Linked DNA regions of Homo sapiens: all the other regions are linked to region 1. A link is a loop called in an ENCODE intact Hi-C map of the cell type or tissue named here. Cell type or tissue: heart right ventricle. All regions are shown on one strand.

The links. Peaks named below come from ENCODE experiments on the same cell type or tissue, not always from the same donor. Only the 100,000 strongest peaks of a DNase experiment are listed, where the experiment ranks them.
Region 2: a loop joins it to region 1, with 2.7 times the contacts of the local background. A loop is called at or near these places in 28 of 110 quality-filtered maps.
Region 3: a loop joins it to region 1, with 2.2 times the contacts of the local background. A loop is called at or near these places in 9 of 110 quality-filtered maps.

The regions. Positions count from the first base shown.
Region 1 is chr14:89,617,829-89,620,328 of GRCh38, reverse strand. It overlaps LOC105370617 (a long non-coding RNA gene), which reads right to left and starts at 1,012. Exons shown (of 6, transcript XR_944131.3): 1 at 856-1,012. It also overlaps a transcript of FOXN3 not described here. RefSeq lists enhancers at 767-1,266, 1,267-1,768 and a silencer at 994-1,373. In heart right ventricle, no CTCF peak of the experiment used is centred here; DNase peaks (open chromatin) are centred at 1,068 and 2,248; H3K4me3 peaks cover 2,500 bases; H3K27ac peaks cover 2,238 bases.
Region 2 is chr14:89,700,709-89,703,208 of GRCh38, reverse strand. No RefSeq gene overlaps it. Among named protein-coding and RNA genes, the nearest start is that of FOXN3-AS2, 130 kb to the right of the region's middle. RefSeq lists a silencer at 1,485-1,544. In heart right ventricle, no CTCF peak of the experiment used is centred here; DNase peaks (open chromatin) are centred at 908 and 1,398; H3K4me3 peaks cover 1,499 bases; H3K27ac peaks cover 2,500 bases.
Region 3 is chr14:89,184,654-89,187,153 of GRCh38, reverse strand. All of the region lies in intron 4 of FOXN3 (forkhead box N3), which reads left to right. Among named protein-coding and RNA genes, the nearest start is that of FOXN3-AS3, 160 kb to the left of the region's middle. In heart right ventricle, a CTCF peak has its summit at 1,083; no DNase peak of the experiment used is centred here; H3K27ac peaks cover 2,404 bases.

The DNA.
Region 1 (2,500 bases):
TTTGATTTTCCTTATGGTGTAAACCACAGTGCCATTGTTATTAGCAGTTTTACAGAATTGCGACCTTCAAACTTGGTGATATCAAAGACTGAAAAAAAGCTCCCAGTCTTGAAGCCTTTCAAACAGGCTTTTCTAACTAAAGCACTTTTATTTTGAATTAAGGGCTAATAGAATTGTCCTCTTAAATGAGCACTTGCAAGATTAAAAGTTGCTTTCCAGGTGGGCTGCAGTAAATGAATGTGCCAAGAGGTTGCTGAAAGCCCTTTTGGGGGCAAACGAGGGGAATCTGATATGAGTTCATGTAACAAACACCCTTTTCCCTTTGTGAAAGAGAAACCTGGAATTTACAGTCTTTCTAATTGTACATGAGCTGATTTGTGTATACATCTAGGATCATAATTTACTTTCAGTTTACTGAATTTGTGAATTTTCGCATTTGTTTTAATTTGTAATTAAGTTCTCTCTATGAGGCACGCCATATGCCTCCATTAATTCTTTCTCGTTGATTTCTTAGGAGATACATGAGTGCATATTTTCATGCAATTTTTGAGGTCTTTTGAAAATCAAATGACTACATGTTTAGCCATATGGGGCTTTGTTATTTAAAAGAGCATATTATAAAGTAAAAGAAGGCGAAATGCAAAAGGGCCTGTTGTCAACAGGGGGAAAATATTGGGAAAAACAGTTTAAAACATTGTTTTAAACACACACATTTTCAACCTTTTTTCTTTTTAGCGTTATATTTTTGAAATCTATCTTTATCGATCCCGTACCGCGTCTCACCGTCTGTGAACGGCCAATGTCACCAGTGCACCCGGCAAACCTCTGTCTGCCAGGTACTGCCCCTACGCTTACCCTCGGGCTGCAGATCCTAGCATCTGCCTTCTAAGAGTTCAGTTGGAGCCAATGTCTTTCTTTTGAACATCTTGTGCCAGGATTTGACATTAAGCTCCAGTTCATCCGCACACCCCGCGGCCGCTTTCGCAAGGGACCGAGAGGGTGGCGGCCTCGCCCGGAGACTCGCGGCGCTGGGAGCTGCCTGCCCTCGGTGCGGGCTGCAGACCGGGCCGCGAGGCGGGCGCGCGGCGCGCACTAGGACCCAGCAGGGCTCCAGGCCGGGGTGGGAGCCGCGCCGCCGACCCCGGGCGGGCGCCGGGCGCAGGAGCCGGGGTTCCGGCCGCGATCTGCTGCAGCTCGGCCGGGAGACGGCGCGACCCGGCGGCGGGGCCACCCGCGAGTCCAGCGTCGCCGCAGCCCCCCAATGCGGCCGCGAGAAGCAGCGGGGGGGCAGGCGATCGAAGGTAACGAAAATGGGGCTCATTTCCTGCCTCCTAATCTGCTCGGGTTTAGCATTGTCACGAGAAGCCCTCCGTGTTCAGGCTGCTGCATTTTGGGGCACTCTTTGATTTTTTTTAAAGGTGTCCGCCCCCCTATTTCCACCTGGTTTCAGATTGATTTATAGCTTGCAGCCCAAATGGGAAAGATCCAGCCATGGCAAGTTGCTTATTTTCATTAGTTTTGTCTCAAAAGTAAGTTCATTAAAAAAAAAAAAAGTTTCTTAGGAATGTGTGGATAGTCGCTTTTTAAAATTTTTTTTAAAAAATTGCAGACAAATGGATATTTATAAAAATAATCAAATAATTGATGCAATTCTGTTAATTACTTTTAGGGAAGCACACTTCTGTGGGCTCCCCGGGCGTTACTTTTATTTTCAAGGAAGGAACGTGTTAAATGTGGAGTTTGTTTGGCTGGGCAGAGTTTACAGCATTGCTGTCGCAACTGTTTGGCTATCAATTATAAACAGTGTCAAATCTATGGGCAGTTTCAGCCTCTTTTCAAATACTGTAACGGGTTATCCTGATATGACATCTACAGATGAGTTTCCACTGAGGGTAATAAGAAGATTTCTCTTTTTGGAGAAACATTGTTTTGAGGGGAAAACCATGATTGCCGGCTGGGAAGGCTGAAGAGACTATTTTTCATGCTTTGTTTATACTCCCGGGATGACATTTGGGGAAGGGAAATGCAATCTTTCTCCGGAGGTTTTAATTGTGGGATTATTAATTTATTTAATTTATTAGTTTCAATTGGTTGGGCTCGGGGAGCCCTCCGTCACAGGCTGTGCTTAAGGTGACACATTTGCTAGCAGTTGGGACACATGATTGCAAATGTAAAATGTGCCTCACCCGAAAGGACTGGTCTGCTGGAAGCTCCCGTGTGGAGCTGTCGTAGGCAGGGTGCGACTGGCTCATTGAGGAAAAAGGGAATCGTTTTCCTTAGCTAAGGAAGACATCCTGTTATATTCCTTTTGTTCCCTGTTTTTCATTGATCGCCGACTCTGCCTTGGAGAGGAGAGCAGCTCGGAGGGTGCAGAGCTCTGAAGGCTGCACGAATGACTGGAGCCCACTTTAACTCTCACACTGATTGGTCAGTTAGATTGAGACTTATGAAAACAGTCACCCAAAACCTTCTTTTAAAATCGTGCTGTAGTTTCAGATAG
Region 2 (2,500 bases), 83 kb before region 1:
TCCCCCTTTCCAGTTCATTGCCCCTAGCCCCAGCTTCTAAGTGGTTTACTCCTAAAGGTTCATACCCCTTCCTTCAGAGAACTTCCTTCCCTTAATCTATAGGAGCCACTTCACTGCAGAAGAGGTATTAAGCACCTAGACTCACTTAACGCGTCTAAATTAAGTGCCTAGACTCACCCAGACTCACCTCAGAACCAGAAGTGCTAGGTATTTTTGTCCCCCCACCCTTTCCAGGAAAGACTATAGCCAGTGACTAATTGGTGCAGGGTTATGAAAACCCCAGCTCCCTTGCCTCAAGTTGGGATAAATTCTAATTTATGCTCCAGAACTAGCTGGGGATCTTGCTGGGGCTGGAACTTCACCTTAAATTGCTCCCTTGCTTGGCTGCTTCTTTCCTATTCTGCTTCCCTTTCTAGTTTCTCCTGGAAGCTCTTCCTTAATAAATTGCTTGCACGCAAATCCTTGGCAACCCAAGACAGTTCCCTAGTAGAAAATACACTCTCGAGCTTCAAGTCAGTGACAAGGAAATAAAGAAAAAAAAAAAAAAAAAAAAACACTTAGTGAACAGCTATGGTTTACAAGAAAAAAAAAAAAAAATGTTAAAGCCCAGAATGGAGTACCTACCATGAGTCAATTGTCTTTGGTTTGGATTTTCATTTCCTAAGAATTTGATGATCATAAGTGGTTATTCTGGTAGTACATTACAGAGTGGGACATCTGTAAATTATCAATGATACATCAACATAAACCGTATGCCCCAGATTTTTTGGACAACCTTGATTTCAAGTTTTTAATCCCCTTGTCAGACCATGTTCCAGACAGTGTGTCCTGGCTGGTGTGGGTGTTTGGACAGCAAAGGGGGATGCTGGGCTAGCCAAGAGGCAGCTGAGAGGACGAACTTGAGCATTATAAAAAGGCAGACACTTGAAGTTAATAAGCACAACTGGACTTCAAGTCCTGGCTCCACCCCAACCAGCTGTAGGCCACATTTTATTCCTGTTAAAATGAAGTTCCCAGCTCCCACCTCACAGGATTGAAAATGAGGTGATGTATACAAAACGCTTAGCATTGCTCCTGGATTTCGTGAAGTTCAAGAGATGGTTCCTTTGGAGGGGAAGAAGAGTGGGTGAAGAACCCTCCAGTGGAGTTTGGGGACTTCATTGTCCTAATAGAGCCGGCAGGGGATGGGGGACCAGAGGTCGAGAGCCCACGTTGAAGCGTTGCATTCATCTAAATTTGCTGAGCGCCGTCTCCCTCCCAGGGCGCGGGACTCAATACTTGTACGCCAAGGGGGAAAAGGCCGTCAACTCGACCTGGAAGGGACGGCGCAACGCAGAATGAGCCGCGAGGCCCCGGGCCACCACGTGGCTTCCCGATGGCCTCCCCCGACCCTCCCCCACTCCGGCCCCGCAGGGGAAGTAGGTGAAGGGTGGAAGCCGAGAGACCGCGCCGCGGAGGCGGCCCGCCGCCGGTTTCCTAGCAACGCCCGCCCCGCCCCGCCCCGCTGGCGCGCCGGCGCCGGGAAGCGGGGGGGGGGCGGACCGCCGTTGCCATGGCAGCGCGGCGGCCGCGCCCGACGCCGCCGGCGCCTGCGGGAAACGCGGGCCAGGGGCCCAGAGTGGGCTGCCAGGTGGCGTCCCTGCCTAGCTCCCACTCCGGGATGGACCAGACCTCGCGCCCGGGGGTGTCAGTGGAGAAACCGAGTCGCCCCGAAAGGTGGCAGGGCCGCAAGGCCGGTCGGCCCCACTCACTCCCCCGCCGACTGGGGCGACTGAGAGCTTGGAGACTTTCCAGTTTGTCTGGTGGGGTCTGAGTTGGTCTTCGGGGCCGGAGTAGGCCAAGGGAATTTTTTTGATTTTGGAATCTCTTCGGACCTTTTTTCCACACCTAGTCAAGACTGCACGCGTGTGCACACACGCATACGCACGTCTGCAGCCTGATGTCCCATCCTTTTACCCTAGGTGTTGTCACCTGAAGGTTCTTTAATCTCGGAAAGAGAATATGCAAAAGATAGCAGCTGCCAAAAGCTGCCTTTTAAAACGACTTTGAAAATCAGTGTTATTTCCCGAGGGCCATTTAAACGGAAAACCTCCGTGCCTGGAAGGGTGTTCTAGATTCTGGACTCAAATTTGCATTATTCTAAATCACTTTTTGCAGTGAGCTGCGATTGGAGAATTCAGTTGTGGAGTATTAAATTTAACCGTACACCCATTTAGCTAGTGTAATGATCGCTTGGCCAAAAGACCCACTCACAAAGACAAAGCCACACGCTTCTCAGTCGTTCTCTGGCTTGAGTGTTTTTAATAGAGGCGGAGTCAGTCACATGTTTGTGAGTTTAATCAAATTGACAAGGGCTCTGAGCGAGAAAAGCTTACTGTCTAATTCGAAGGCAACATTAGGTACATAGAGATGCATTCTCTTTGGACTTATTTGAATCAGAGCTTTTCAAATGGAATCCTCTCCTGCACATATTTTTCTCGATCTGCTGCAACTGGAAAAT
Region 3 (2,500 bases), 430 kb after region 1:
GAGGCTGGCCTGGATAGCTGGAAGGCTTTTCCTTTGTCCTCACCCTTCATAGCCACTCCAGGTCACCAGATGGCAGCCACTTAGATCTTTTCTCTTCCTCCTACCCTTGCTCAGCATCTGTAAAGGTAGCTCAAGGCCGGCAGACTGGCCACAGTCCAGGGTCTGAAGCTGACTAGGTTGCACAAAGGAAATGGCTCAGACTCTGGTGAGAGCCCCAGGCAGAGCAAGCCTCTTTATCATTGGAGGGTCCGTGTTGCCCCAAGGGAGCCCAGCACACCATGTCTTGCTTGGGCTGGAGTCCCTAGGGGTCCCTCCACCTCTCATTTCAGTCTAATGCTTCACTTGCAGTGCAGCGGCAGTGTGCACCTAATAAAAACCTCAGGCTACAACATTTTGTCCTCCTGGCAGCATCCGCTGTGCATGTGACATTAGCCCTTTTAGACTTTGCCCGTTTGCAGCATAGGAAACATTCTGCAAGGAGAGCCACCATGTCTCACGCGCTCTATAGGATGCTGCCTTCAGAACAGTCAGCATGGGACATGGCTGGCTCATTACCCCCTGGACTTTGGATTATGCTCCAGTCAAATCCATCTGCCTACCCCACCCTCTCCACCCTCAAAATGGCTATGTAGATTCATTCCAGCTTCTAGTATCTCCTTCAGTACCTGCTTTGCAGTTCCCGTTTGACAAGCCCCGTGAGTCAGCTTTAACCCCAATGGAGGACTTGTTAGTCAGGAGAAGCCAGATCTCCATTACTCATCTTCAAAGGCTTATATAATCCCTGGTTGGAAGGTTCCCAGAGACAAACTAGATAATAAACAAAACAACAAAATGGAACGAGGGAAGGGGAGGGATTGGGGGAAGGCGTTCCTCCCCCTGCCTGGAACTGGGATGTATGTCAGACACACCAGGCACAGCAGAGGGAAGACAACTAGGAAATAGGCTGTGTCTCCCCGTGCCAGCCCCCTCCCCAGTGTGCTTCCAAGTAAGCAGGTGGAAAGGCTGACTTTAGGAAAGGGAAGGATTAGCGGAATCACCTGCTGCTCAGCTTATGGCCTCTGAGAGAGTTAGCCAGGGCTGCCCTCCAAAGGCAGCGGCAAGAGCTCAGAGGTTAATTTTAGAAGTTGTGAAAAACCAAGGAAGCTAAGCCTCAGGAGGGGAGCTGGGGAAGTGCTGAGGGACAATGTAGCGTGGAGGAGTTTGTCTTGGACCTTAGACTTTTTTCTTTTTAAGATTCTCAGGATTGCGTTATCCCATTTAGAACATAGCATCTACAATGAGCAGTGCTGCTCTGTTTGGCTCTCTTCTTATGTGTGAAGGTTGCCCTCTTGCTAGTTAAAACCAGAAAGCTTAAGAGTCCCTCTCTAACTGCAGAGAACGTGGCTGATGGCAAGTGTGGGGAAGTGTGGCGCCAATGTCCCTCATCCTGAGAGCCTCAGGGGTGGGTATTCTCTCATCTAAAAGATAAATACGTAACTGGCCTAACCTGCAAGGATGATGCTAGAGGCCTGGGCCTTGTCTGGAGAGAGCCACAAATCCGAGGAAGAAGTTGACTTTCAACGTCCAGCCCTTTTGATGTCTTACATAGCTGGAGGCCAGTGCACTTCAGTACATCAGGTGCGTCAGATTGGCTGTAAAGGTTTTGGTCTTTCGGTGTCTTAATATGCTCTGAGGGAAACAGAGTAAAAGGAAGGGAAAGAGTAGATTTGCTGGTAGAGAAAAGGCTGAAGAATGGACTCATGTTCCCACCGAGCTTCCTAATGTAGAGTAGTGAACTGTGGGCCTCAGAATGCCTTTCTCTAACAGAGCCATTTTAGACTGGCTGTGACTTGTTCTTCAGAAGCCACGTTCCTGACACTTGGGGATGGGGACAGAAAGGAGAAAGACAGGGGTATAGTTAAGTGTCACAGCTGGCTTCTGGCAGCTGGTGAGCAAACACGAGCACATCCGCCATCTCTCCATGGAGAAGACTGCCAATGATGAGGACGGAGAAGTGCCAGGGTTGGCAGAGGCAGCATTTAGTTGCAGCTCATTTGAGAACAAGCTGCAGGATTCAGAGGAAGAGCTGAGTCTACATGCCAGGAGTCTTGTGAGGTTCAGGAAATAGCTCAGGGAAAGCCTATTAATGCTGCAAGAGAGCTTTGTCCATGAGATTCTCTTTGAAGTGAATGCTGTTCATTAATCAGGAAGATGTTTTAATAGGTAAATGCAGTTAGGAATAACTACAAAAAGCATAATGGGCTGAAAGTATTTCCCCATGTCCGGACCCCTTTCAGCCCTATCCTTGTAGATCATTAGTAAGAGGATGCTGGAGAGGTGATATAGGATGGCAGAAGGATGACGGTGACGATGACGATGATGAGCTTACATAACGAGCCAGCCACTGAGCTAAGCCGTTGACCTAGCTTATCTTATTTCATCCCCAGAGCAATCCTGCAAGGTATGTTTAAGCCTCCTTCACCAGTGAGGAAATGGAGACCCAGGAAGGTGAAGGCACTAG